Linked DNA regions of Homo sapiens: region 2 is linked to region 1. A link is a loop called in an ENCODE intact Hi-C map of the cell type or tissue named here. Cell type or tissue: dorsolateral prefrontal cortex. All regions are shown on one strand. Links, peaks and the distances in the headings refer to the core of each region. The heading gives the core; the rest is flanking DNA.

Evidence for each region. A loop is a pair of places that touch in the nucleus more often than their neighbours do. Peaks named below come from ENCODE experiments on the same cell type or tissue, not always from the same donor. Only the 100,000 strongest peaks of a DNase experiment are listed, where the experiment ranks them.
Region 2: it touches region 1 in a loop (6-fold over the local background); 1 of 110 quality-filtered maps calls a loop at or near these places.

What each region holds. Positions count from the first base shown.
Region 1 is chr2:220,045,071-220,060,287 of GRCh38, forward strand. No RefSeq gene overlaps it. Among named protein-coding and RNA genes, the nearest start is that of MIR4268, 150 kb to the left of the region's middle. In dorsolateral prefrontal cortex, for the core only: no CTCF peak of the experiment used is centred there; a DNase peak (open chromatin) is centred at 6,865; H3K27ac peaks cover 2,354 bases.
Region 2 is chr2:219,855,601-219,870,817 of GRCh38, forward strand. No RefSeq gene overlaps it. Among named protein-coding and RNA genes, the nearest start is that of LINC01803, 42 kb to the right of the region's middle. RefSeq lists an enhancer at 5,770-6,271. In dorsolateral prefrontal cortex, for the core only: no CTCF peak of the experiment used is centred there; no DNase peak of the experiment used is centred there; H3K27ac peaks cover 2,104 bases.

The DNA.
Region 1 (15,217 bases), core at 4,904-8,903:
GGTTCAGACAAAGGAACTATCAGATATAGAATATAAAATAGCCATGTTTTATAAATTTAAAGAAATAAAAGAGTAAGTCAAAAGTATGAGTAAAAACAGGAGACCATTCAAAATGACCAACAGATTTGGAAAAGGATAAAATAGAACTTCTAGAAACACACACACAAAATAATTAAAATAGTGCAATGTCAATTTAATCCACTGTCCGACCTTTCAGGAGAACAAGTGACTACCCTAGATGGGTGGTATAGGTGGATACAAGATAGTTTAACAATGACCTGTAGAGAGCTCTGAAGGACAGGCTGAGGAGTTTGGAACTTATTCTGTATGCCCTGAGGAGCCTCTGACATCTCTTGATCAGGATTGGTCACAGGAAGATTCAGGTCCCATCATGTTTAACCCCAAGCCTAGCATCTTTCAGAGAACGCAGATATGTACTTCCTTAACAGAGTCAGGGGCGGGCACAGTAGCTCTCACTTGTAATCCCAGAACTTTAGGAGGCTGAGGCAGGTGGGTCGCTTGAGCCTAGGAGTTCAAGACCAGCCTGGGCAACACGGTGAAACCCTGTCTCTACAAAAAATACAAAAATTAGCTAGGCATGGTGGTGTGCACCTGTTGTCCCAGCTGCTCAGGAGGCTGAGGCAGGAGGATCACTTAAGCCCAGGAGGTGGAGGTTGCAGTGAGCCAAGTTCGGGCTACTGCACTCCAGCCTAGGCAACAGAGTGAGATCCTGTCTCACAACAAAAAAAAAAAAAAAAAAAAGAAGAAGAAAAGAAAAATAAAAGAAAAAAAGAGAGAGGAGAGAGAGAGAGTCTCAAGAACTGAAATGTTGCAACTCAGTTGCAGGGTGAAAATAAGGGGCATGGTGTGCAAATGGCAAGTTCAATCCTATCATCAAATGGACAAACTGACACATTAATGTATGTGTTATTGATGTAAGCATGACCACCAATAGGCAGGAAAATGAAACGCAAAAGAAGTCCAAAAGAAAGATGGTGGGCTGAGATAGAGAAATTTTGCAGGCAAATGGGAGTTGTGGCAGGGTGAGTAGGCAGGTAAGTTAACAATGAGTAGAAATAAAGATGGGAAGGAAAACAGTCAAGAATGAAAACACAAAAAGGTAAGTAGTTGCTGATTTAACCTCAGCACATATAGTATCAGCATGTTATGCTCTGAATGTTGGTGTCCCCCTGCAAATTCATGTGCTGGAACTTAATCTCCAATGAGATAGAACTAAAAGATGGAGCCTTTAGGAGGTGATTAGATGAGAAGCATGGAGCGCTTGTGAATAGGATGCCTGCACTTGTAAAAGAGGCTTGAGGGAGCCCACTTGCTTCTTCCACCAAGCGAGGACGCAGCAAGGAAGAGCCATCTTGGAAGCAGAGTGCAGCCCCCAGCAGACACTGAATCTGCTGCTACCTTGACTTTGGATTTCCCATTCTCCAGAACTGTGAGCAGTAAATTTCTATTGTTTGTAAATTACCCAGTCTAAGGCATTTTGTTATAGCAGCTGAAGAGATTAAGACACAGCACCAGGGCGTTATCAGTAAACCAATCAATGTGGATCCTAGGGCATATGTAGCTGAGAGGGAGAGAATTTTCTCTCATTCTGAAGACCAAGGCCTTTATTTTGTAATCATTCCTAAAATTCTTTGTTAGTATTATTTCCCTAAGACACTCATCTTTCAAAATTACACAATAACCCTGCTTTGTACACTTATTGCTTTGTTTGATATTGTTACTCTTGACACGGCAGCACCCCCTGCCCTCTCAACACTCTGCCTCTACCTTCTGAAGCCTAACTTTTTCAAAAATTTCCCAGACAGCTCTGAGGAGAGTCTCTGATTCTGCTTACATTCTGTTTTCTGCCTGATCTTCATAGGTTAATCTCACTGCGAGATGGCATGCAATTAATGAGACTTATTATGTTAATGAACACACCAGTTATTATTTAATAATTATGTTAGCGATAAAAACAATTATGGGTTAATTGTTACAATTACTATTAAAATAACAAACTGAAGGTTTAATTTATGTCTACAGTTCAATTAAAAAGAAATTTAAACAGAATTGTGAGCAGATGACTGATATATAGGAGACAAAGAATTTATACATGTAAAAGTTAACAGCTTTCAACCTCAACCAACAGACGTGACACAAGAAAGATGTGGATGCTGAGAGACTTGGTGAAGAGTAATCTTAGGCATTTCCTAAGAAAAGCAAAACTGCTAGAAAAACATCTCAGTTTGGAAGAACATCAGTGGATAAGATATTGGGACTTATGACTGATTATAGTGTCAAAGTCAAGAAGGTATCAACACAGGACACAAGCCATAACCAGGTCAGGTGAGCTGTCTTCTTGGTCACCAAATAGCCATTGACTTTTGGAAGTTCATCTTACTCTCTTGAATAAGAAATGAGTATTTGTAGAGGCGTTGCTTCCCGGACATCAAAGTAACCTTTACTAGAGTCGGCCTCTGTATCAATGAATTGTGTGTGTGTGGGTACATGTGTACATGCATGTACATAGGCACAGGCAGGCAGACTTCTATGATTAGTCCATTTGCAATGAGGATTCTTTGCCCATAAATCATTTATCTTAAAATCTCCTTCTTGAGATAATGCATTGCAAAAACTACTTGTTAATGGCAAATCAGGCTATGAGGACATATATGGATTTGTGGAGAGAATGTCATGATCATAAGCCATATCTGCATTTCTGCATCTTCTTTATTATTATTTTAAAATGTAATCTTTTTAAAAATATGTCGCTTGAACTTAATTAGTTTCCTTCTTTTTCTTTGGCTTGGATTCATAGACTATTCTTCTGGGAGGGAACCTAGAGCTCAGCTAGTCCAATCCACTCGTTTTCCAGATGAGAAAACCCAGGACCTGAAAGAGAAAGTTATTTGCCCAAAGTTATCAGGTCAATTTGTGGCAGATTTGGAACTAAAATTCCAGCCTTTCTACTTCTCAGACACGATCTCTACTCTATCCTTTCCAGGACTCATCATCAAGTATGTCATAAATAATGATATCATTTTATAGTTGTAAAAAATTGTACAGTTTTTAAAACACTTTCATATATATCATCTCACTGGACCCTCGTAACACCCAATGAGATAAACTCAGACATTTTTATCTGTATTTTAAATAGATGAGAATCCTGAAATGTACTAGTCTGAGGTCACATGCTAAGTCAATGTTAGAAGTGTTACCGAAAGCCAGTCTTGCCATTTCTGGCTTATGCTCTTGCATTGCTCCAAGAAACAGGAAAACAAGGGCTGAGATAATAGGGATTTATTAAAAAAAAAAACAACAACTCGGAAACTACTTTAAGTTTCCTTTGTAAATATTTTTTCAAAATATCAACCCATCACATCTGAAGAATTTCCCCCTTGGCATGTTCTGCACGAATCCTACAGAGTCTGTGTGGCAGTGGGGAGAGCCAGACAGACATTTGAGCTGTGAAGAGCACGAATCTTATGAACTTTTCATGTACTGTTTAGGGTCAGCAATCCCAGTCTAGTGTTGCTAAGCAGTGCCACTCATGAAGCCCAAAGCCCTACCACCTCTATAGGTATTAAAGAAAGAATGCTAAAAAGGTAAGAATTTAGAAGAATAAGAATGGAAGAAATGACCTAGGAGACAGGGGTAAAAGGAGAAGATGGAACAGTGGTGATGGGTATTATACCAGCTGCCATTGCTTGAAAGTCTACTGGAGTGTTGGGGGTGGGAGATAACCCCTGACAGGAAGAGAGAGGAGTAGAAGGACTATGGTAATGAGGACTGATCAGAAGAAAGGGGTGTTTGATATTGGGATAAAGCTGGGGGTTTTATATTAATAATCGTAGTAATAAAGTTAATGGCCCCTAAAATAGAAGAAACACCTGCCAAGTGGAGTGAGAAGATGGTTAGATCCACAGGAGGCTCCTGCATGTATTAGGTTCCCTGCTAAAGAGGGATAAACTGTTCAGCTGGTCCCAGCACCAGCTTCTACTATTGAGGATGCAAGTAGGAGTAGGAAAATGGTGGGGAGGAGTCAGAAGCTCATATTATTTATCTGGGGAAATGCCATATTGCGTGCACCAATTATCAGAGGGACTAGCCAGTTACCAAATCCTCCAATTATGATTGGTGTCACCATAGAGAAAATAATGATGAATGCGTGGGTGGTAACAATAACATTGTAAATCTGATCAGTGTCAGAGGCTCTGAGTTGGCATTTAGAATCACCCCTTTCTCCAGCTCTTAATTGACCTATGTCCTTGCTCCATTTGGGATGGCCTAAGGTAGTAGCCAATATGAGTGAACCTTTCACTTAGGTTTTTTCAGGTCCCGTAGACATGGCCAAAATTAATGAAAACAGCTGATAGCTATTAAGAGGAGCTTATAACAACAAAGCTAACATTTATTGAGAGTCTTCTATGTGCCAGGCTCTGTTCTAAGACTTGTATGCATTTGAGCTCTTTGAATTCTCACAGCTCTATAAAGTAATTTCCTTTTATGGATGAGAAAAATTGATGCACAAAGAAGTGAATTATCTTGTTCAAGGTCACACAACTAATAAGTGGCACAGTTGGGATTCAAACCAGGGCCCTTGGGATCAGTCATTATGCTGTATAGATAAACCCTGAGTAAATATTAAATGATTCCAGCAAGGACTGAGTCCTCAGCCTCTCTAGTGCCATGGAGGCTTCTAGGCATGCTGCTGTGTTCCTTGCTCAAGGTGCAAACTGCATGCAAATAAGTGAAACAGGGTAGAATAAGCCCTCTGTGGTCTGACTTTGTAGACTGGTGATTCCATACCCAATATGTTAGTCTCCTAAAAGCCTGTAAAAACCAGTTAGCAGAAGGTTAGGCAAACCACAAGCTCACAAAGGAGTACTTCTTCCTGTGATTTAGAATATGCCAGTCTCAATGGACTTGAGCTCAAGAGTGTGGATGTGGCATTTCCAAGCCCTCCTTCACCAGTGAGTTCCAGGGATATATGGTATTCAGCCTTTCAATGAAGGTAGAGGGAGAATCAGTCCTGAGAGGTGTTAGAGTCAGGCCAGGGTTACTGGCAGCTTTCTGTGAAGGAGGAAAAATAAATTAGGAACAAAAGTAATTCTCTGTCTTCATTGATTTCAGAAGCTGTTTATTTACAAGTGTCATGCAATTTTCCTTCTCCTTTGCAACAAATTTATCACTGGTGGAGGGAAAAGATTTGCTCAGTGGTGGCTCCAAGAGTCTTGAGGAGCTTAGAGCTGCCAAGATCAGGAAATGAAACACATACTTTTTGCTAAGGCAGTTTTTTTTTTCCCTCATCAGATCAGTGGTCATGCAGAGAAAAGGAACATTTGACAGGTACACAGGCAAATTTAGTGGCAAGAAAATAGCCATAGCCTCAAATGCATTGTAGCTTCTGATCAGAGCCACTTGAAATAGTCTGTTCAGTTAAAACAGGCCAACCTTCGGGTGTTGGATTCTGAGTTCCTGGCTTGAGAAAGGTTGAGTAGAATCTAGGTCATTGCTTCTGTGTAGCTATTATAAGGCATTATAGAACTCATGAATCCAATTAGAGTAGAGCAATAGGATTTAAAACAAGTAGGAATAAACTACCTTCAGGGTTAGAGCATGCAACATTTCCTTTGTTCTCCCAAGATGATTTGGCATTTTATAGATTACAGGTCTGTGATGATGCTGAATATCATTTGAACTTATCTAGTTATCCAACACTTTTAGAAGACATGGGGAGGAGATAGCGTTTTACTCACCCCTGTGAAGCATTCCCAGTACTCATGCAGCCATTCTGTTTTTCACTTTCAGTATTGTATTCAATAAATTACATGAGGTACTCAACACTTTGTCATAAAATAGGTTTTGTGTTGGATGATTTTGCCTAACTGTGGGCTAATGTAAGCATTCTGAGCATACTTAAGGTGGGCTAGGCTAAGCTATAATGTTCATTAGGTGAAGTGTATTACATGCATTTTTAGCTTATGATATTTTCAACTTATGTTGGGTTTAATGGGATGTAAGTTGAGAAGCATCTGTATGTGTTTTTCAAATCCAAAGGGAGAAGATGTGAATGCTATCTGGCAAGTGCAGGCCATGATTACTAGCTGTACATATTAAAAACATTGAATAAGTTCCCGTTTCTTTTGAGTACAGCAAGCCATAAAGAGGGAGAAGGGCCCCCCTCTGCTTCCCCAACAGGGTTTCTCCCTACGGTTTTGTTTTTGAGTAACTTCAGCAAAAGAGAAGCTCCTTGCTGCAAAGCCTGGTGAGCTCCTGGGGAGGACGTTTGCTCCCTGCTTTCAAGTTGGCATGACATAACCAGCTGAATGGTGGCAGAGTCTCCACTCACCCCTGGACCTGGGCTCTGCCCTTGAAGTGTCCCGTTTGGGAGGTGCTACTAAGAGCTATTCAACCACTGGGGTGAAGGTGGGCGCTTGGAAAAATATGTCACAATCTAAGCATCGAAGGAGGAGCTTGGTGCTTAAAACAAAATTGAAGTATAACCAATCAGCAGTTGTTGTTGACTGTCAGGACCCTGGAGTTAGATGTGTATTTTTGTCCCATGCTAAAAGTAGATATCACCATTAGGGGAAGGCGAAGAGTCTGTAGGCAGTCTGCTTGTGATAGATCAAAGCAAGGAGCATCTCTCCATCAGAAAAAAGCTTTATGGAGCAGACGGTTTTAGGGTTCTTACTCTTTGAAGATTGTGTGGGAAGACTGACTTTCTGCAATACTGCAGGCTGGAGGTGGAGGTATCACACAGGGACATCTGGGCATCAGAACAGCTTTGTCTGCTCTGACAAGGATAAAGCCTTGGCTGATGCCAAATTTGGTTTAAGAACTGGGAGGATCTGAGGTTCCTATGCATCCCCGAAATGGAAGTGCACAGATTGCTACTGTCATGGCAATGTGAGCCTGAGCATAAATGGACAAGAATTCTGCTTTTTCCCCAAATCTGGCAGAAGGAGAAGCTGGGGTAGAGTGTCTGCCCTTGCTTCTGGTCCAGGAATTCTCCTCGTTGCCTCCTCTGGATTCCTGCCTACTTTAGCTGTGCCTGTGTGGCCTTCCTCTCACCATTTGTAATGCTGCAAATCATTTCTCCATTATAACCCTCTTCATTGTAAGATGGTGGGTGGGAGGGTAAGTTAGACCAAATATGGCAACTAAGTCTACTCAATTTTCTGAAATTTGAGTTCAACCAAGGTGTTATATAATGGCTAAACTGTAAATGAACCACCTTAAAAAAGATCTAATGAGTTAATTTGAGTCAGAATTAAGGTAGTACTGTTTTTAACTTTTTATTTTGACATACTTTCAGACTGAAGAGCAAAGTTGCAAGAATAGTACAAAGTTTTTTCAGATGCCTTTAATCCAGAGTCCCCCAGTGTTAACATTTTACCGCTTTTGTTTTCTCTCTCTTGCTTTTTCTGTCTATATTTTTTGACAAATTAAGAAAAAGTTGCAGGCAGATGGTTCTTTACTTGTGAATTCCTCAGGATGTATTTCCTAAAAATAAGAACATTCTCTTACACAACCACAGTACAATCAAAGTTATAAAATTAATATTAATGCAATACAATCAGTTGATCTGTAAACCTTACTCAGATTTTGCCAGTTGTTCTAATAATGTCCTTTAGAGTGTGTGTTGCATTCAGTTTTCATATCCCTTTGGCCCTCTCTGCTCTGGAACAGTTTACTAGTCTTCCTTCAAAGTAATACCTATTTACAAGCATCTAGAGTAAAGGAAAGAATCAAAATATTACTGAGGCCACCAGCTTTCCCTTAATTTTTGTAATAGAATTACACACTAACAGAATTTTTACTTGTGTACATGGTCACCCTCTTAAAGACTTCATTTGCAAGATGTGTCCATCACATTTCTCTGGATATGACCATGGGGCTAAAATCTTGGGCAGTTAAGAAGTGAGTAGAAGTAATGTGTACAACTTCTAGATCAAGTCCTTATAGGCAAAGAATGTGTTTTTCCTTTCTCCTATTTTTCATTTTTGCAGTATGTTATAGGATGTGCTGGTGGAAGCAGGAGTGCTCCTTGGAAAGGAGAATGATCAACAAGATATCTCTGATAATTGTGAAGGAATCCTAGCAGCCCTTGGCAGTCTTACCTAATCACCCCCACTCCTCTCAGTCTTCTCTAAAATTTAAGGACTTAAAACAAAACAAAACAAAACATAACTACCATGCCATTATCCCATTTAAGAAAATAAAGTTATTATTTAATATTATCAAATATTCATACCTTGTTTTCTTATTATTTACTTTTAAAAAGTTATATTTAATTTATTTAATTTTATTTCTGCGAAGACAGAGTCTCGCTCTGCCACCTAGGCTGGAGTGCAATGGGGCATGATCATGGCTCACTGCTGCCTCAACCTCCTGGGCTCAAGCAATCCTCCCACCTCAGCCTCCCAAGTGGCTGGGACTGCAGGTGCGTGCCACCACGCCTGGCTAATTATTGTATTTATTGTAAAGACGGGAACTAGTCTCCAACTCCTGCGCTCAAACAATCCACCTGCCTTGGCCTCCCAAAGTGTTGGGGTTCCAGTGTAAGCCATCATGCCTGGCTCTTTGTTTTTTTAAATGAGGAAAAAAAAAATTCTATCTTATATGCGTCATTATGATTTTGGGTTTCTTTCTCACAGCAGCTGTACCAGTAACCTGACCAATGCAATTGTGTAAGCCACCATTTAAGAAGTTGTTCAAATCTCTGGAAGTATTTTTACAAAAGGAGAAAGAGAACACCAAATTTTACAGTATAATAATATAACAATGAGGTGAAGTCATGTAAAAATTTTATATTGCTAATTTTATCAAGACTGAAAAATTTTGCCTCCTTTAGCCTTTTAATTAGCTTTTAAAAATCATTACATTTTTCTCATTTGCATTAATGTCAAAGTGTATTTTTTGTGAAATTACAAGGCAGTTTTTGTTATGCAAATTTAAAGTCTCCTTAGAGGAATTTTTGCTTTAAAGATCTGCCCCTGCAATTTTAGTATATTGGCATCAGGGGGCAGTGGAGTTGCATATGTTCTGAGCAGTCTAGCCTGCATTTCCACTGATGACATTAGTGTGAGTCCCTAAGCTAAACATTGGACAAAAATATGATATGCTTACTTAAAAAAAATGTGATACAAACTGAAGAAAATTGGCCTTACAGAAAATACAAACAAATCATATAATTTTCATGTGTTCTTTAGCATAATGAAGCTAAAACATGATCTTAATGTTAAACTAGCAAAAAGACTTTATTTCCCACTTTCTGATTCTCCTAGAACCATTCTCATTAACATCCCTTTTTCTTAATTGCATTTTTCAAGTAAGGGAGTTCTCTCTCTCTTGTAATCTAGACACGGTTAGTCTTCCTGGTTATCTAAAATGTCCTGAATTTAAACTTTTCTCTTTAGCTTCTTGCAAAAATTATTCTCTTATTCCTAAAATATTGAAGGAAAAGATTGTAAATGGTAGCTCTTTATTAAGATCTGTGTTTATCACTGGTTATACTACATATAGTATTTTGCCACTCAGAATTCTTTCAAAATTTTCCCCTCATATAAGTTAACAGAGTTTGGAAACCTATTGGACCTAATCTGCATACAATCGTTTTTTACTTTATTAACAGTCTTGTTTAGCATCTGGGTTACCAAAGGTAACACCACAAAGAAGACAGAAAATGGAAGTAAAGGGAACAATATTTGAATTAGTTTTTGTTACTTTCATAAAGATAAATCATCTCATGTGATTTGCTTTTTACCACCAATGGGGGCTACAAGAGAGAATGAGAAGGGAATTTTCTACATTTCCCAGTGAAGCTACAAAGAAGCCAGGAACACTTTGGTTCTAAAGCCGGGTGGGGGATAAGTCTGATGAAACTATGTTGCTTGATCTCTTTCCTGTGACTATGTCGCTGTATATGGCATTTAGGGGCATTTCCTCCCTGATGCATTTTATTTGGAATTACCAGTGTCATTTGAACTAGAAATAACCATTATAAATGTTAGGTACACAATTTATGATTTGGTGTTTTGAAATCATTGCATAAATTAGAAAATAAAATCTGTAGCTCTTTGTCCTACCCAGGGGCAAATATGTCCCTGGAAAGTTGCTTCCTGTTACAGGTAGATTTGGACCTAGAGTCCTGTCTAGCTCAGCGTGACCTGGATGTGAGACATAGAGTCAAAGGAGATCATTTTGGAGCTTTAAAATTTGACTTCTCCACTGGATTTTGGACTTGCATGGGCCCTGTAACCACTTTGTTTTGGCCACTTTCTCCCATTTGGAATGGCTGTATTTACCCAATATCTGTACCCCCATTGTATCTAGGAAGTAACTAGCTTGCTTTTGATTTTACAGGCTCATAGGTGGAAGGGACTTGCCTTGTCTCAGACGAGACTTTGGACTGTGGACTTTTAGGTTAATGCTGAAATGAGTTAAGACTCTGGGGGACTGTTGGGAAGGCATGATTGCTTTTGAAATGTGAGGACATGAGATTTGGAGGGGCTAGGGGTAGAATGGTATGGTTTGGTTATGTGTCCTCACCCAAATTTCTTCTTGAATTTTATTCCCATAATTCGCACATGTTGTGGGAGGGACCCGGTGGGAGATAATTTGAATCATGGGGGCGGTTCCCCCATACTGTTCTCGTGGTGGTGAATAAGTCTCATGAGATATGATGAGTTTATCAGGGGTTTCCGCTTTTGCATCTTCCTCATTTTCTCTTGCCACCACCATGTAAGAAGTGCCTTTCGCCCCCTGCCATGATTCTGAGGCTTCCCCAGCCATGTGGAACTGTAAGTCTAATTAAACCTCTTTTTCTTCCCAGTTTTGGGTATGTCTTTATCAGCAGTGGACTAATACACACACACACGTATATATGTATTAATGTAATTTGTAGCTTTATTTATATCAAGGAAATACATAAAAAATGTGACCCAAAATAAAATGAGCTATTTATTCATGAAATATTTATTGAGCACTTACTATACATCTGATGCTGTATTAAGTGATATGACATCAAAGATTTTAAAAATAAGATTTCTACTTCCATGGGGCTCACGGTCTCTTCCATGTAACACATACTTAAAAGGGTATAGAGTAGATTAATGAGAGACTTGAAATATTATTGAGGCTGTCAGTTTTCATTTAATTCTCATTTTTTAAAGGTATGAACCACTGAGCTATATAACACATGCTTAGTCTTTGTTAGAGCTTCTCTTTAATAAAAAGAAGAATTAAGGGAAAACTTCTTAAGTTTGGGACTGAGATTCAGCTAAAATGTGACTCAGACCCTAAAATGGGCAACTTTCTGGAAATAGCAAATCCACTTATAATAGGAAGCAGTTTTCCAGTGACATTTTTTGCCCCTGGGGAGGACAAATTTTGCAAGATTTCCCTACTTTGTTCCCCCCTCCCCACCCAAATTATTTTCCATATGTTAAAACATTCGGACCTCACAACAATGTGAGGCAGTAATGTTTCTATCCTCATTTTGTATATGAGAAAACTGGCATACAGTATGTATTAATAACTTATCCCAAGGTCACATAGCCAGTAAGTGCTAGCCAGGATCTAGACACAGACAGCTGGACTCCAGGATCTGTGCTTTTAACCACTTCTCTATATATTGATGGTCTTGAGTAAGGGGAGAGGGATGGGCTATCTATGACAAAAAACATATCCCTCATTTTGGAATTTCACTGCAATGCATCTAACATGAATTGAGAAATCAACATGACCCGGCAGTGGTTTAGCCACCGGGAACTCAGAGTCCTCAAGAACTTACCATGGAGTAGGGGAGATAGACATATCTACAAATAGCTATAGTGAAAGGCAGAAAGCAATCAGTGCCCTAAGAAGCTGATGCCTTGTCAGCACAAAGGAGGAAGGAAAGATATTTCTTCATGATTTTAGTGATTAGAAAATCTCACCTAGAGATAATTGTTGGTTTGAGTTCTGCTTGTTTTGGATAGAACTTTTGTTGCCCTTTTTATTCGGAATGGGCAATTCTTGGTTTTATTCCTGTTGGATGAGTTTTTTTTTTCCCCCGCCTATTATTTGGGAGTACTACCTATCAACAATCAGGAAATTTATAGATTTGTGCTTAGGCTGACACTTCTGTCTTCAGTCTGATGGTAACTTTATTCAGCAATCTTCTTTCAGCTCAGAGAGTTTCAGGGCACTCACCTAATTGTTGGGTGATTGTAAACTGGTTGATATTAACCATTGCTTAGCTCTTTTTGGGTGGAGGGAGCACCTTTCAGCTGGAGGCCCCAGACCTACCCCGGGACCAGGCACTCACATAATAGGCACTCAGAAGTAAATGTTCATGGAATGAATGAAATGCAAACAATTCACCCTGAGAATGAGGACCCCTCCCTATCTATTTATCATATTGCCTAGTCCAATACACTTTTGACATCCTACACTTTTAATGAGGACAGAAGCGGTTCATTAAATAAATTAACCATTAAGTTGAGAACATGAATGTCAATATAGACACAGGCTGTTAATTTGCTGATCACTGATGCGTCCAGTGCCCAAAGGACCTGAGACCTTGCACGTATTGAAACAGCAGGGGATTGGCACATGGCTGAGACAGACTGGGCCAATATGGAGCTCACACAATTCCACAGAATCATCCAAAATGAAATTCTCTTCCCCCTTGAAAAATGGATGCTCCTTGGCATCAGACTTTGAAAATATCTGTGATTAGGCCCTTCCGTTCCCCTTTGACTGTTTTATTTCCATTTTAAAATAGATTGTACTATTTCTTACTTGTAATTTGGCCTAATGTTGCCTTGAAATAAGAGGGCAATAAAGAAAAGGAGAAGAAATCTTTGATCATCTGTCATACTGTGGAAAATCTGACAGTGACTTCAATTAACAGATGAGACCCCAGAGAATTTCCTAGCCTGATCTTCCCCCAGTCCTCTGTCTAATTGAGTGGAGGAAAACAGCCTTCACTGGGACCTTGGATGGCTGCCGAATGAAGCCATCACGTTTCAGTGAGGCTCAAATCTCTGCCATGCTCCCGGCTTTTTTTGCATGCTGCTCTTGCCGGCTGCTGAAGCATAGCAGTCCAAGGATGATGGCATTAGTGAGGTGCGGTGAAAAAAGCACTGGAATGGAACACGGGAGAGTTGAGTTCCTGCCGGCTCTGCTGCAACCATCCTTGGGAGCTTGCAGGTGCTCGTTGCTCTTTCTGGCCCTCAGTTTCCATATTCGTACATGCTTGGATCAGAGTCTCTAGGGTCTCTTTCAATTCTGACATTTGGTGAGTCTTTCTTGCCATGGAGAAAATAGAAAGGAGCTTAAACAGGATAGGTTTGAAAGATCCTTGCTTGGCACATATAAAGTTGGTATCCTAGAAATGGAATTTTTAGAGTGTCTTTGGTAAATGTGAAGACAGGTGAGGCCAGAGGGAAGGATAGACTATGAGGATGGTTTTGGAAATGCATCTGAAAAACCTTCATTCTTCCCTCCCCTTCCCATGCCTGCCCATTCCCTACAAAACTACTAAAGGGATCATATCTGCTAAAATATGAATTCAGTTGCATATTTTTTCTTCTGAACTGTAAGTGCAACAAGGGCAGGGACCACATCTATCTTGTCCACTGAGGTATCCCTAGTGCTATGCCAGTATAAGGTCTTGCTCAGGGGGATGCTCCATTAATATTTGTTGAATGAGTGAATGCACGCATGCTTACAGCTTTTCAATGGTTAACCATAGATTTTAATTTCCAAGTTGAAACTCAATACTTTTATCCATAAATACCTTTGTGATTTTGCCCTAGTGACCTCTTTATATCCTCATTTTCTACAAGCCTCCTGAATGTATTCTTCCCTCCAACTATCCTGCATTATCTGCAATTCTCCTAGCTTGTCATGATGTTTTGCCCTCTGTGTCATTGTGCATGTTGCATTTTCCAGGAATATTTTTCTTCTAGTTTTCCTTCTGGTTCACTAGTTCATCAAAACTCACAACTCTCCACTACTCCTGAAAGCCTTTTTTTTTTTTTTTTTTTTTTGTAGAGACAGAGTCTTGCTCTGTTGCCCAGGCTGCAGTGCAATGGCATGATCTCTGCTCACTGCAACCTCTGGCTCCTGGGTTTGAGCAATTTTCCTGCCTCAGCCTCCTCAGCACCTGTAGCTAGGGCTACAGGTGCACACTGCCACGCCCAGCTAATTTCTTTTGTATTTTAGTAGAGATGGGGTTTCACCGTGTTGCCCAGGCTGGTCTCGAATTCCTGAGCTCAGGCAATCCGCTTGCCTCAGCCTCCCAAAGTGCTAGGATTACAGGTGTGAGCCACTGCACCTGGCCTTGAAAGGCTTTTTTGACTCCTCCTTCTTGATTACAATGTAATTGTCTCTTCACTAGTCTCCCGTGGCATCTGATGCACACCTCCACCTGAATAACATTCTGCTCTGCAGCTCTCACAGTGTCTGGCACACTAAATATAATAGATACTCAGTTAATGTTTGTTCAATGAATGCTTCAAGGAGTTAAGCTCTCAGCCCCTATTTCAGACTTAAAGCGCTTCCACGTTTTCTCCTCTTCTTCCATGTGGAAGGTCCCAGAGTCTGTCTGCTTCCTTCTCTTGGGATTCTTCTACCCCTAGAACCTTGGCTACAGAGAAGAAGTCCATTTTTTTCTGTTCAGTCCTGGTTGTTGTCCTAGTGAAAGTTCACAGGCTCTTTTTGTTTATGTGTTGATTACTTCATGGAAATAGGAGATAATAAAAATAACGAGCTGGTCCTGGTAGTTACAGAGTTATCACAGTGGCTATTTCTCACTGCCCTCTCTACCCAATTCTGATCATCTTTCCCTTAGTTTGATCCTACTTTTAGATATCTTATAAAACTCTTCCTTCATAATCCATCTCTCTTAGGCCTGAGGATATGGTTGAGGCAGAATATTAATTATCTATTGTTACATAACAGCTCATCCATTTAAAATAGCAAACGTCTATTATTTCACACAGTGTCTGAGGGATATTAATCCAAAAGTGATGCAGTTGGGTAGGTTTTGACTCAGGGTGTCTTGTGAGCTGCCATGTTGTTGGCTGGGCCTGTAGTCTCATCTAAAGGCTCAACTGAGGGAGGATCCTCTTCTAGTTAATTCCCATGGTTGTTGGCAGGCCTCAGTTTTCACAGGCTCCTGGCTGTTGGCTGGGGGCCTCCCATCAGCCCCTCAGCATGT
Region 2 (15,217 bases), core at 4,946-8,945, 190 kb before region 1:
CATTTCAGAAACTTTGAAATATGAAAAATACAATACATCATAGAATGGAAAAAATAAAGTGCTGCAATATGGGGCTTTGGTGCCGTAATAGAGGGATGTACAAGATTCAGGGGAAGGATCTTTTGTACTCTGTCTGAACTGGATCTTGATTGGTTTCCCAGGTAAGCTGGGGATGGAAGTAGACATCAGTAGGCTCTGAACACTCGCATTTCTACCTCTCAAAGCTGTGTGGCCTGAGACAAATGACTTAATCTCTTTTAACCAAGTTTCCCCTTCTGTGAAATGGAGATAATAATAGAACCTACCTAGTCTCCAGTAGCTGCCATTTACCAAGCAGCTACTATATACCCAGCCTGGGCCAAGTGCTTTATATGTATGTTATTTAATCTTCATTCGTAGAAAGGGTTAGCCTAATCCTGGCACATGGGAAGCACTCACCAAATAGATTGAATTAGTGGATATGAGTTTTGGTTGTTTTAGATGTGGTGTTCTACACCTGTTTGGTGTTCATTCACCCTTTTTCTGGTAACTCAGAATAGAATACCCTTTGGGGAAACATCTCTCCCACTGTCAGTCCATATTGGTGGGGCTGCTCCCTCTGCCCCTCCTTATGGGGCCCAAGGGTGGGTATGTGACCCCATCTTGGCCAATGAGACTGTTGAGTCTCCAGGCAGCAGTGATTGGTTCAGAGATGGTGCCTGACCACAGGCTGTTGGAACTAGGAAGAGGACGCTGCTGTCTGCTGGGGTTGGTAGATTAGTGGGAAGTGAGTCTGAAGCAGCAGAGGGCATCTTGTATGATATCCTGAGCACATGGCTAGTGGGAGGGCTGGCAGGAAGGAGATGGATCCTAACGGGGCATTCGGATTCAGCTGTACCGGTTCACCCCACGGCTTTTCAGGGAACGTTTCAGTTACTTGAGTCAATACATTTCCTTTTATATTTTTTGGCATAAACTTGTTTTGCTTGGAATGTTATACTTTACGCAAAAAGTCTTCTTTGACACAAAGAGAAATTATTCTTATTATAATTATATAATTTTTATAATGATACTTAGTGTGTTCTTGGAGGGTGAGAAGAAACTCAGTGTAACTGGAGCATAGGGGGGTGTGTGTGCAGAGCTGAGCCCATGTTAGGCACTTGAATATCTTAGCTACAGTAAGCTTAGCTACCCATGAACAGCCTATGGGTTAACTAATTGCGCAAGACTGGAAACATGTTCAGAGAAAGAGTGGGGCACCTGACGGTTATTGGAAGACTTCCGAAGAGGGAGGCTAGCTTGCTGGGTGGCTGAATTTTTTAGGACTTGGGAAATGTGAGAGTTGAGCCTGTTGGGAAGACTGTGCCCTGGCAAGGAGTAGGGGGGATGGTGCTGCAGGGAGCCAGTGAGCCATGCAGACAGAGGGCAACACAAATGTATGCAGGACAAAGGGAGTAAACGAGAGCGGAGGGAACACGGAGCAGGCAGACCAGTCTGGGAGCTAACACCAAGGACTTTGGGTCTAGCCTGGAAGTGGGGGCCAGGTCCTCCCTCCTCAGCAGCGCCTCACTACGGATGCACCATATTTTATTCTGTGAAGCAGGATTGTCAAGCAGTTGCTTGTGTGCTTTCTTTGATCTTCTAATGTGTCTTTCACTCTTCTACATTAGAGTGTGAGCTCCCCGGTAGGAAGCAGTTCTGTCTTTTATTTTTGTGCCATTTTAGCATGGTGGTGGCTAATGCTCAGCCCCTGGAGTGGTCTGCCTGGGTTTAAGTCCTGGTCCAGCACTTGCCAGCCTTGACCCCTTGGGCAAATCACTCATTCTCTCGGTGTCTCAGTTTCTCATCTGTAAGATGGGAATACTAAGAGTATCTTTCTCAGAGAGGTGCTGGGAACATTAAATGAGCCAGTACCTAGCACGTAGTAAGGCTATATAGTGTAAGCTATTCATTATTGTTATTATTATTTCCACCGTACAATGTTCATTGGAGAATATTAAATTTTTCAAAAGAGGAAGCCCCGGCAGAATGGTGAAGTGCCTTGCCTAAGGCATTAACTGATTGGGGGAGGATAAGTACATTTTTGCAGTCCAGGGAGGAACCTTAACATCTCTAACCAAAACCTAGCTTGAGGGTGTTTGTGGGGGGATTTGGTTTTTCTCTTGATCCCCCTGCCTATTCAATCCTTTGGAGTTCCATCACTGACATCACCTGTCTGGGGGCTGCTGGTGGGGCAGAGGCCCTGATTGGCATAGCAGTGAAATGCCCCCTGGCTGTGGTCTTGGCTTGAGTTTCCTCTCCTTCTCAGGCTGCTTTTATTTGGAATACCAGGAGCATCTGTTTGCAGGGTTTCCAGCACTCCTGGGCTCTCATAGCAATGGGGTCTTACTGATATACGGTCCCTCGTTACTACATGGAAAGACGATTTACCTAACAGATGGGCTCTTTTGAATATTTATGTCAGGACACATCTGTTCTGGGCTTGAAAGTTTAATAAAGCTTTTCATTTTCTGAAGCGCTTGTGAAGCCTGTCTGTGGTGAGCTGACAGCCCCCCTGGGTCAGCTCCTCTGTGGTGACTCTGGGGCATGGGGTCCAGCTTGGGTCACCCCATTTGGCAGGCAGCCACACTCTCCAAACCCCTCCTCCCTCTCTGTGGCAAAGGACAGCGGGGCTGAGGGGCCAGAGACAGTTGGTGGGGTGCTAACTCAGTGGACCAGTTGAACATGTCCACAGAGAGGAAAGTAGCAACAGTTATTTGCAAAGGGGAAAGTGTTTTCTTGCACTTTGTTTGTCCTTGGGAAGACAGGTTCTCTGTGATTGGGTAAATGATGGAGCAGCCTCGCCCTGTCTAGGTCTTTGCCCCTATAGCATACTGGGGTTCCTGGGGGTGTCTACATGGATGTGTAGAAAGAGGGCTTGGACAACAACACTCTCAAAGCTGGGATGTCCGAGGAGTATGCCTTGAGTACCTCAGCTTCTTAGTTCTTGCAGCCCATTTGGTCCTCTCCTGACCTTGGTGGCATTCTCTAATGGCTCCACCCACAAAGGCCCTGTTCCAGTCCAAACAGGCCCCCAAGAAAGAATAATAAAGGAATATCAAAACATGCCATGCAAACATGCATTGAATTCTTACCTGTGCCCAGCACTGTGCTAAACTTTTTATCTTTATTATCATTCTGGTTATCACCGCAACACCAAGGTAAGAACTCTTATTACCTCAATTTTCCAGATGAAGGAATTGAGGCACAGAGAATTTAATTGACTTGCCTAAAGTCACACAATTACTAAGTGGGGCAGCCAGGATTTGAACCCAGGCCATCTTACACCAGAATCTAAAGTGTCAATGCTTTATTGGCTACTGATTGGAATCTGTCAGCCAGTATTTTCTAAAATGTGTTTTTTGGAATGTAAGGTGCCATGATCAGGTAACTCCAAATGCTATTTCTCTTCAAGTGAATTTAAAATACACATCAATCTCATAAAGGCTCTGAGGAGTTCTGCTGTAAAGAAACTTTGCATAATGATGTTTTCAGAATTTCTTTGAGCACACAAATTTCTTTTCCTTAATACCAATTAACAAAGCTACTTTGGGAAACGTTATTGAAAATGAGTGTTGGCTTAAAGTCTTCTCTCTCCAAGGTACACTTGCTCGGAACGAAGTTCAAAACTTTAAGTCTGAGAAAGCAGGAGGATGGGAGTGGGTAGAAATCATATTGATGGATTTTAAGTATCATTAGGTAGAGAGAATTTTCTTAAGGGGGAAACTTTAAAAAGCACTGGATTACTGTGTACATACATTTTTAATTTTTATTTTAAAACTGTTTTAAGCTTACAGAAATTTGCAGAAATAGTACAAAGAACTCCTGTACATCCTTTGCCCTGAGACCCCACTCAAGTTTTGCCGATGTCCCAGAGACATCCTTTATAGCAGTGGATCCGTGCCGGGGTCACAGGTAGCACTCAGTCATTGTGTCCCTCTAGGCTCTTTCAATCTGGAACTGTTCCTCTGTTTTTCTTTGACTTTTATGACTCTGAAAATTCTGAAGTAAACAGGAAAGTTATTATGTAGAATGTCCCTCAATTTGTGTTGGTTCCTTGTTTCCTCTTGATGAGACCAAAGTTATGTATTTTGAGTCAAAATATCAGGAATGGTGGGTTCTTTCCATTGAAATCTATGGGTGGTAGGTACACGATGTGGATTTGACCCGCTACTGGTAGTATTAACTTTGATCCCTTGACTAAAATGGTGTCTGCAGATTTCTCTGCTGTAAAGATACCATCCTCCCACCTTGGCATTTAATACATGTCTTGTGGGAGGTATTTTGATACTGTGTAAAATCCCATCTCTCTCTCCACCTTAAACCATTAGTTTAGCCTCGCTTGATGTTTCCTGCCTGAATTAATTGTTATTATGGTGGTTGTCAAGTGGTGAATTTCTAATGTCGTGGCTCCTTCTGCATTTAGTAGTTGTCTTTCTACTACAAAGAAAAGCTTTCCTTCTCCCCATTTATTTATTCATATAAAAATATCTATCTATGTATAGATTTATGGATTTCAATTTTATTCAATGGCTATAATCTGTTAGTATGATAATTTATTTTGATGCTCTAAGTTTTCCAGATTTGGCCATTGGGAGCCCATCCAAACTGGCTCCTATATTTCTGACACGTCCCCATCATTCTTGAAGCACTTCCTTACTTTTTGGCAGCACTAGATGTTCCAGGCTCATCTTCCACTTTCTCTGCCCCAGCCCTGGAATCAATGATTTCTCCAAGAAGCCCTGGCTTCTTTTAGTGAAGAATTATATTTAGAAATGAAGATTCGGGTAATAGATGTGCTCATTGCTAGTGGGATGTCACTGCTCTCGGGCCCTATCGATGGGTAGAGGTAGGGAGTTACACATTATATAATATATATAAACTAACATCTATATTTCATATAATATAGACATAATCTGTTTCTATATATTGAACTCCATGAATTCATACCGATGCTTCCAATTCCAATCCAACATCAGGAGGTACATTCTAGTTTTCTTCCTTTCTATATTTGTACCTTCCTTTTTGATTGTAAGAAAGCTGGCTCTTAGCTCAGTCTCCCTCTACATAGTTAATCCCTCAGTTCCCTGATTCCTGCCTCCCTTGCGTGTGGGCCCTGACACCAGGGTGTGTCTGCATCTCCCAGGGCCACTATCTCATTTAGGCCTGCCTAATGGTGCTTTGATGAAAAAAGGAAAAAAAGAAGGAAGAAGGGAGGGAGGAAGTCAGGTAGGGAAAGGGGAAAGAAGGAAGGAAGCTAATAAAGGAAAAGAGAGGAATAGAATGGGAGGAGAGCTATATGGATTTTGAAACTTGATTTTTATATTCAAGATGAAAAAATTGGGGTTTGTGGTAAAGTCATTATCCTTTGATACTCTGAGATATTCATTTATTGTAGTCTTAGTATTCCCATGGGCAGAACTGAGACCAATAAGTAGAAATTAATGGGTGGCATATTTCACCCTAGTATCAAAAATATTATCTAGTCAGACTTACTCAACGATAGAATGGTCTTGGTTGCAAAGAAATGAGCTCCCTGTCAAGAGATGAGTTCATTTAGGCACCATAGGACCATCAGCCAGAGTGACATTGCATTGGGAAAGAAGTTGGTTAAACGTCCATAGTTCTATGTTGAGGTGGTAATAGTGGCATAGCTGGAGGCCAGCATTTGATCAGGCTACCCAAGGAGCAGTGACACCAAACACCCCTATGGGTGGCTAAGGAGGCAGCCAGACAGCAGTGAGGGGGTCTCCCAGAGTCCTCTGGGGATGCAGCCCCGGAGCTGCACAGCACAAGCTGCACCTACGTGAAGAGCTATGTGTGTATTTGCAGGATGAATTTGCATCTCGAGATGAAACATAGCTCCAGATTGAGACAGCTCTTAGTTCCAGTGCCAACAATCTAATGTTGGCTTCAAAGGAGAAACTAAAAATGTTCTTCTTGGAGCAAGTTCTGGCCCTTATATTTCTTTTATTGTTCCCAAATGGACCACATACTGGGGCACCTTTGTGATTGCCTAACAACAGTAACCTGTCAAACACAACAAGCAAAGTCCTAAATGGTTTCTTCTCAGGAGCAAATCCCAGCATCAGATGTTTCCATTCTCTTGTCTCCTCATTTTTACAGCCCCCACCCAATCAATCTACCCAGAACTTTACCTTAAAGAAGCTGGAGTTTTGACATCTTTTCAAATGTTCAAACAAACTGAAGTCAGAAAGTTTTTTTTTTTTTTTTTTTTGAGATGGAGTCTTGCTCTGTTGACCAGGCTGGAGTGCAGTGGCACAATCTCAGCTCACTGCAACCTCTGCCTCCTAGGTTCAAGCGATTCTCCTGCCTCAGCCTCCCTAATAGCTGGGATTACAGGCGCCCACCACCACGTCCAGCTAATTTTTGTATTTTTTGTAGAGACGTGGTTTTGCCATGTTGGCCAGGCTGATCTCGAACTCCTGACCTCAGGCGATCCGCCCACCTCAGACTCCCAAAGTGCTGGGATTACAGGCATGAGCCACCCTGCCCAGCCCGAAAGTTCTATATAGTGCCAGAAAACATGCCATCAGCTGCCTGCCTCCAGCAACAGTTCAACAAGCATTTGTTGAGGGTCTTTCTTGTGCCCAGCTGCTATGCAAGAATGAAACAAGATATCCAGGGTCCCATTTCACAGAGGAAAAAACTGAGGCAGAATCACAAACAATAACAACTGGCAGCATCAGGCTGCATCTTCCCTTCTCACTTCCCACAGAGTGAAGTAGTTGCCTTGTTGCTGGGGAGGAATGGAGTGGGGCTTACCCACCTTCCCAAAGTAAAACTAAATGTCAGCTTTCATGACTGTCTTTTTTTTTTTTTTCTTTTGGGATGGAGTTTCACTCTTTTTGCCCAGGCTGGAGTGAAATGGCATGATCTCGGCTCACCACAACCTCTGCCTCCCAGGTTCAAGTGATTCTCCTGCCTCAGCCTCCTGAGTAGCTGGGATTACAGGCATGCGCCACCACACCTGGCTAATTTTGTATTTTTAGTAGAGATGGAGTTTCTCCAAGTTGGTCAGGCTGGTCTCAAACCCCCGACCTCAGGTGATCTATCTGCCTCGGCCTCCCAAAGTGCTGGGATTACAGGCATGAGCCACTGTGCCCGGCCTCATGACTGTCTTTTGTTTTCCCAATGAAGGGGCGGAAATCAGAACCATTTTGGACAGGCAGTCAAATCTTGACAACACCCTGCATCTGGACACTTCTTTAATACAAAGTCTGATGCTTGCTAGCTGGTTTGTCTTCACGTATATGTAAATGTTTATGTGCATATATATTTTTCAGTATCAAGTGTTTGTGCTTTGGATGCATTACTTGTAGGCGGGCAGCCATTTTAGTCACTGTGAATCCTGAAGAACAAGCTGTACCATCAGGGAATAGCAGTAATAGTGGCTGTTTATTGAGCAAATTGCTGCACGCTAGTTCGTATGTGCCTTGTCTCCTTAAACCTTCACAACGGCAGAATGAGGGGGGTTAATTTGCAGAGGAGGAAACTGAGGCACAGAGAGGTTGTCATGTATTTCACCCAAAGCCCCACAACTAGAAAGTGGGAGGGTCACGTTTTAAACTCAGACTTCTCTGACTCCGAAAGGGCAATGCCTACCATGCAACGCTGCCCCTTACAGAGCATTGTCCCCAAAGCCGGTGGCCAAATATTGGGAGCAGTTATAATGGGTGGCAATGGGCCACAAGGGGGCCCGAAGAAATAGGGTGCATAAGAGTTAAAAAAAAACTTCTGCCGGGGAGGTTTTTCATGTGTCTTTTCCAAAGGTCAGAGTTCAGATTTATGAGGTTGGAATATTCATGAGGTGCCGCAGTGTGCAATACCAGGGTACTAGGGAGACAATTTTCCCGTGGCATAAATTAACCTAAGGTGAGGGCTCCTCCGAACTAAGGTTCAGATATGGCAGATGTGATCAAAGCAACCACACAACCCACCTGGGAGGCTGGGGATTCACATCTCAAAATAGTAATTAATGATTTGGAACATGGCAGTGCCTATTTTCGTCCATCTGCCCAACCGTCTATCCATCCATCCATTTGTTATCAGCTATTTGCAAAACCTCCTACTGGAGCCAAAAGAGGTATACCAAAACCAAGCCAAACCAAACCAACCAAATGAATCCCTCATAAGTAGCTTTGGATCAAGTTGGGGAGAGATAGACATATGCAAGAATAGATAAACCGCAGGGCAAAGGTGTGTCTGATTAAGTATCAAAATGAGTGATCCAGATAGCAGATGTTCTGCAGGGACCCAGAAGAGGGAGGTCTTTGAGGATGTGGTGTGGCCGGTCTGGCCATGTCGGTTGCCTTCAGGGATTATTGTGGCACCCTTGAGACTGCCTGGAGTCCAGTTAGTTTCCATCTTGATACAAGATGAATGGAAAAATTGGATTTATGGTCTGCCCACTGCTGAGATACAGTTTGGGTCTCTTTAGACCTGTTTGGAAATGAGGTGCCACCTTTAATCTTAAATATCAGTTAGGTGGTTCCAAAAGATTGAAAGAAGATGAAACAAACAGGTATTCATTTGAGGAAGGACTGTTACTCTTCATTCCCTGGTTTGACTGCCAAAATATAATGAGAGTTTGTTTGTATGTCCAACCAAAGCCAGAAAACCCAGCTACAAAACCAGATCTCCAGCAGCTGACTCCCCTGGCTTTTATGACCTCAGGGGCTATGAGGTTGACAGTAGGGGACCCAGACACCGAGGAGGCCTTGAATGAGAGGTGCAGACATATGTGATATAATTAGGCAGCCTTTATGAGGCAAGCAGGGAGAAGTCATTAGGGCTGCTGTTTAACAAAGGGAAACTTCCTGCTCCCACCCCCCCGTTAAAGAGCTGCTTTTCAACTGTGTTGGGCTTCTTTGATCCCTGAAGTCTCCTGATGTTTTGCTCACATCCTGTCATGATATTTAATGATGCTTCATGTGTGCACCAGGAGCACGGCCCAACTTAGCATCATCTGGGGAAAGGCATTGTAACATGGCAAGGTTTTGATGTGATTCCTTGCATGGCCAGGTTAGTGAGGCGGCTATGCAGACACCAGTGAGTGTATTGATTCCACTTGGCAGTGGAATCCATTGAAAGGAATGATGGAGAGACCAAGATATTGCCAAGTTCTTCTGCAGTTCTTTATTTTGGGATCTATATATCAGCTGGTACACTGCTCAGGAGAAGAGAGAAGGAATTTGGTCTTGGACAGTCTTCTTTCAAAAGGCTGAAATGTTCTGGAGGAATGGGTCTCTGCCAACCTATGGTCATACACATGAACAGCTGCTAAAAGGAAGACGAATAGGCACTTAGGGACCACCCAGCCCATACCAGATATATGAATCCTACAAAATTCGTGGTAGGCACTGTTCGTGTATTCTGCTGTTTGCCTAAATACCTCTGGAGAAGAGGAACTTACCACCATAAGGCAGCACAGCTATTGTGCTTGTTCTGATGGCTTAAAAGCTCCTCTTCATTTAGTTGTTTCTTGCAGCTTCTAACTGGGCCAGAGTGCTGCACTTGGTGGCTACACAGAACTGGGCTCTTCTTGGTCAGAGTTCTTAAAAAACTCAAAGGCACTTGGGGAGTGTCCCCTGAGTATTCTCATTTCCAAGTAAGAACCCCTATTTCTGCTACTGTTCCTCCCATTCCCTGGTTTCTATACCCTTGTATCTGATGGTCCTTCTTGGAAGGTCCTGGTAGGACAACTTTACTACCCTTGTTCTTTAAATGCTGATTAACTTTGCTTTGGCCTTTTTGGTAGATATTAAGCCCAAATCTCTGAAATGGGGCAAGAATCTCAACATACAAAGGCAATAATTTGGATTTCCTGTAAAGTTCCAGAATGAATCCCAGTTCATATTCCAAGTGTTGGCATCTGTTAACATTTCTTTTCCCTTCTAGACTATTTGGATTAAAAGCGTATCAGGGGCTAACTGCTTGGACCTCTCTCTTTGGTGCTGTCACCCAGAGGACAGTCTGACTGCCTCCTAAGTGAACACACAGTGGATTGAAGCAATTGTTCCTAGCTGCCATGCAGTGGAGATGCCTCTCAGTCCATCCACTTCCATCCATCTGCATTGTTACCACCTTGTCCAGGCCCTGTCATTTCTCTCTTGGATCACAGCCAGAGCCTCCTAATCATCTCCCACACATATTCCTGACCCTTTCCAATCTGTTCTCTACACAGCCTCTGGAATATATATATTTTTAATTTTAAACATAAATTGCTAATAAAACCCAAACATGTTATCATGGCCTTCAAGGTCCTGCAAGATCTAGCCTCTGCTTACTTCTCCAGCATCATTTTGTACCTCTTTCCCCCCAACCCTGCGCTATCCACGTGGGCCACCTTTCAGGTCATTGGGCCCACTGGCTTCTTTCTTCCACACTGGGCTTTTACATGTTGTTCCCTTCACCTGGAATGTTCCCCTTTCCCATCTCCCTGCCTGGGTGCTTCCTTTGTATCTTCAGACCTTAAATATCATCAGCTTCCATACTGCATGCAGAGAAAAACCCTCTCATATCTCAGATTCCCTGTTATTATTATTTTTTTGTAGAGACAGGGTCTCACTATGTTGCCCAGGCTGGTCTAGAACTCCTGGGCTCAAGCGATCCTCCTACCTTAGCCTCCCAAAGTGCTGGGATTACAGGTGTGGGCCACTGGGACTGGCCCCCCTGTTATCATTGTCTGACCCTACATTATTTACTTTATAGAGCTGATCACAGCTTGTAATTATATATTTGTTGGTTTACTTGCTTATTTTCTGTCTCCCCTTGCCTCCCCCACTACTACCTCCCTCTAGATTCTAACTCTATCAGTTAGGGTCTCTCTGCTCTGGTCTCCTATTTATCCCCAGCCCGAAGCTTAGCTCCTGGTTCATGATGAAGATTCAATGTATAGTTGTGGTTGAATGAATAAGTGAATGGATGAATAAATGCAGTGGTATATTTGAGTGTTAGCTGTCCATCAACTTGAATACAAGATTTATTATTGAGTTAAAGCCCTTATATTTTAAGAGAAACTTTAAAAGACAAAACCAGTTTTGCTGAAATAATCATCCCTTTTGATTTCTTTATTCTCTGTGTCCCAGTAAAATGAAGTTTTATTAGAATCTCATCAACAATGTAAATGCAGGCCCCAATTACCCTGGTCAAATTACAGATCTTCCTCTTAGATTTATATCACTTTTATTTTTGACAGGCTGAGAATATTTTTTAAACAGCCCTTTCTTGAGTGCTTTAATGCCTCATCCAGATGAAAAAAGAAAAGAAAAAGAATTTGAGACTTTGAGCACCATTTCTCTAATTCCAAAACAAAGGATTCAGATGTCTTTATTTTTTAGGTAAATTTAATTTCCCTGCAATTCCACCCAAAATCGCACAGTGGAGAAAGATGATTGTAATCAATCCAATGCTTTCAGGTGTAACCTCTGAACTGGAAAATCTCTCAGTTTCTTAAGGCTGCTGTAACAAAGTACCACAAACTGGATGGCTAAAAACAACAAAGTATATTCTGTCACAGTTCTGGAGGCCAGAGTCAGAAATCAAGGTGTTGGCAGAGCTGGTTCCTTTGGAGGCTCTGATGGAAAATCTGTATCATGCCTTTCTCCCGGCTTCTGCTGGCTGCCGACAGCCCTTAGCATTCTTTGGCTTGTAGATGCATCACTCTCATCTCTGTCTTCATGTCTCCCTCTATTTCTTCTTATAAAGACAGCAATCATTGGATTTAGGGCCCAGCTTTCCAGAATGATCTTGAGATCCTTAATTTCATTACATCTGTAGCGACCCTATTTCCAAATAAGGTCATGCTCTCAATACCAGGAATTAGGACTTGGACATATTTTTTTTGGAGAACACAAAAAACTGCGTCATGAGATTCAGAGAGGCAAAATGACTTGCCCAAGACATATAGGTCCTTAATAATACAGTCAGAACCACAACAAATCTTTTGATCTTTGTACTCTACTACATTATATATTGTCTCTCAAAAGAATGCACTCTTTTGCTTCTAAGGCAGTTGTTTTATACATACATACACACATACAGATATGGTTTGGCTGTGTCCTCACCCAAATCTCATCTTGAATTATAGCTCCCAGAAGTCCCACGTGTTGTGGGAGGGATGCTCTGGGAGATAATTGAATCATGGGAGTGGTTTCCCCCACACTGTTCTCATGGTAGTGAATAAGTCTCACAAGATCTGATGGTTTTATAAGAGGTTTCCCTTTTTGCTTGGTTCTCATTCTCTCTTGTCTGCTGCAATGTAAGATGTGCCTTTCACCTTCTGCCACAATTGTGAGACCTCCTCAGCCATGCAGAACTGTGAGTCCATTAAACCTCTTTTTCTTTATAAATTACCTAGTCTTGGGTATGTCTTTATCAGCAGTGTGGTGGCTGCTGGCACCTCTTGGCATTCTTTGGAGAATACACTAATACAGTAAATATATATTCATATTTTATACACATACATATACATATATATTATATATATATATATATATATTTTCTCTATTAGAACCCCTTTGATCACCTGGAAATCAGCTGTACAAGCCCCTATAGGCCCAAACCACATTAGTCAATCTAGTCCAAATAATAAACTAGTTTGTGAAGATGATTTTTTTTTTCTGTTTGGGAAAGAAGATAAAGGATCACAAAATAAATTTCTTATTGAGCTGATTATATCTATCTGGCAAAACTATATTTGTTGACGATCAATGGCAGCCACTCAAGCCCCTGTTAATTATAATTTCCTCAACCTTGTCTTTGACTGTGCAGCCTAGAAGCATTTGATGCCTCTAGTTAGAGCCCAACAGGTAGCAGCCATGGTTGGAGTGGTTGTTTGGTCACAGGTGGGGCAGTGGCCTTTGGCCATGTTCTGCCCCAACACCCACCCTAGATAATGGTCAGACACAGTATACATGCCAATAAGTCCACCTAGGTTTTCACAGGATTCAAAGCATTTTGCAGGAAAATAAAGCAAATAGAACCACAACCATTTCCTTTTTCTCATTTTCTTTTCTGTTTTTGGTGGGGGAGGAGTGTGAAGAGACTTGATATTCATGAAAGCATTTTACAAGCATGTGAGTAATGAAATCCATGTTTTAAAGATGTAATGCATTTTACAGGCTCTCTTAATCTGCCCTTGCTTTCCTTCTTCCTTATAAAAAATTTAGTGGTGATTAAATTAAAAGAAAACGGAAGTCATAATAAAATAAAAACTCACAGGCTCCACAGTAATTTGTCATTGCCACAAGTATTCATGGCACATCCTTAACTGGCACCCACTACTCCTGCGGTCTGGATAGGATACAAGTGTTAAGTTCCTTTTATTAGGCTGCTGTACTACCTACCCCTTCCTCTTCTACCCAAGAGTATTGGGAAGGCAAGTGACTGGATAGATAACTATAAGCAATCCATTCCTGAACTATAAGGCTAAAGATTATCATTACTCGGCTGTATAATAGAAAACCCAACTTGAAATCCCTTTAACAATAAAGATTCACCAACCTCAACACATTAACTTTTTCCTCAGACCAGTGCCCCTCATGGTTTCAAGATGGCTGCTGCAGCTCCGTGTATGTGACATCCAAGCATGAGGACATTCAGCAGGTGTATTAGTCTGTTTTCACACTGCTACAAAGACGTACCTGAGACTGGGCAATTTATAAAGGAAAGAGGTTTAATTGACTCACAGTCCCACATGGCTGGAGAGGCCTCAGGAAACTTACAATCATGGCAGAAGGCAAAGGGGAAGTAAGGCACCTTCTTCACAAGGTGGCAGGAAGGGGAAGTGCCGAGCAAAGGGGGAAGATCCCCTTATAAAACCATCAGGTCTCATGAGAACTCACTCACTATCAGGAGAACAGCATGGGGGAAACCACCCCCATGATTCAGTTACCTCGACCTGATCTCTCCCTTGACAATGGGGATGATGGGGATTATAATTCAAGATGAGATTTTGGGTGGAGACACAGCCAACCCATATCAGCAGGGAAAGAAAAATCCCTGTTCCTTGTTTTCTCTCCTAAACAAGAAACCTCTTAAAAGCCTCCACAGAAACTTCTACTTCCATTTCATTGGAAGATTTAGGTCACATTTGCACCCTAAACCAATCTCTGGTAAGGAAATGGAGCTTCCACCATTAGTTTAGCTTATCACGTTAGTTTAATTGGGGTATAGGTTACCCAAACAAAATTGAGATTCTGTCCCCAAAAAACAAGGAGGTATAGCAGGACCATTTTGTTTACAAGTGTCAGGACATCCAGATAAAAATGGCCTAAACAATAATAAAAATACCATTATCTCACCTAACAAGAAGACCACAGCAGGTGACTCGAGAGGTGGTAGCTTCAGCAGTGCAGGGATGTCAGGCTTCTGCTGGCCTCTTGTAATTTCCTTGGCTTTTTCTTGGTTTTACTAGTGTCTGCCACAGCTCAAAGCATTGCCTATATTCAAATGCAGGAAGAGGCCAAAGTCCCAGGCTTTTGCCCTCTTTTTAGAGCACTGGAAACTTTCCCAATGACTCGCAACTCTCTCATCCCTGTATCTTAAGGGTCAGGGTTACATCACAGGCCTAGGTCTGTATCTATCACTGGCAAGTGAATGGAATCAACAGGATTGGCTTAAATAAATTAACATTTAATATTTACCCTTGGGACGGGAGGGGGTGTCCTTGGCTGAAGACACAGGGTAGGAAGGGAGGGTTGCTGCAAACATCTGGAGAATATTCCAGCATCTGCCAGCAAGGAAGGAAGGGGCTGGGAATGACTCTTGGGGAGTGCACCACGCATGAATCTTTATCTCGCTAGTGGGAAGGATTATAGCATGTATCTAATGTAATTGAGGGGTGTTCATTGTTGGACTGGAAAGATTTAAGGGCCACAGACTTCTCAGTGAGAAAGATATGGAATGTCGTAGTCACTTCTAACTCATGGGAGCAGAAGTTAGCAATGCTTTTTTCAGGATTTCTTCTTCTTTGGGTTAGAAGCAGAAAGACTGAGACTCCTTTAGGAAGTATGAGAGATACTGAGATGGGCTGCTCATGAGAACCCCCTGGTGTGCCCCTGGCATGCAGGGACTAGGAGAGGTACTGACCTCTGTTTAGCTCAGCTTCTTGATTTATATCTGGGAAGGGAGATTCAGCTCCTTTCTCCTGATGCTGCCAGTCTAGGGCCTTTTA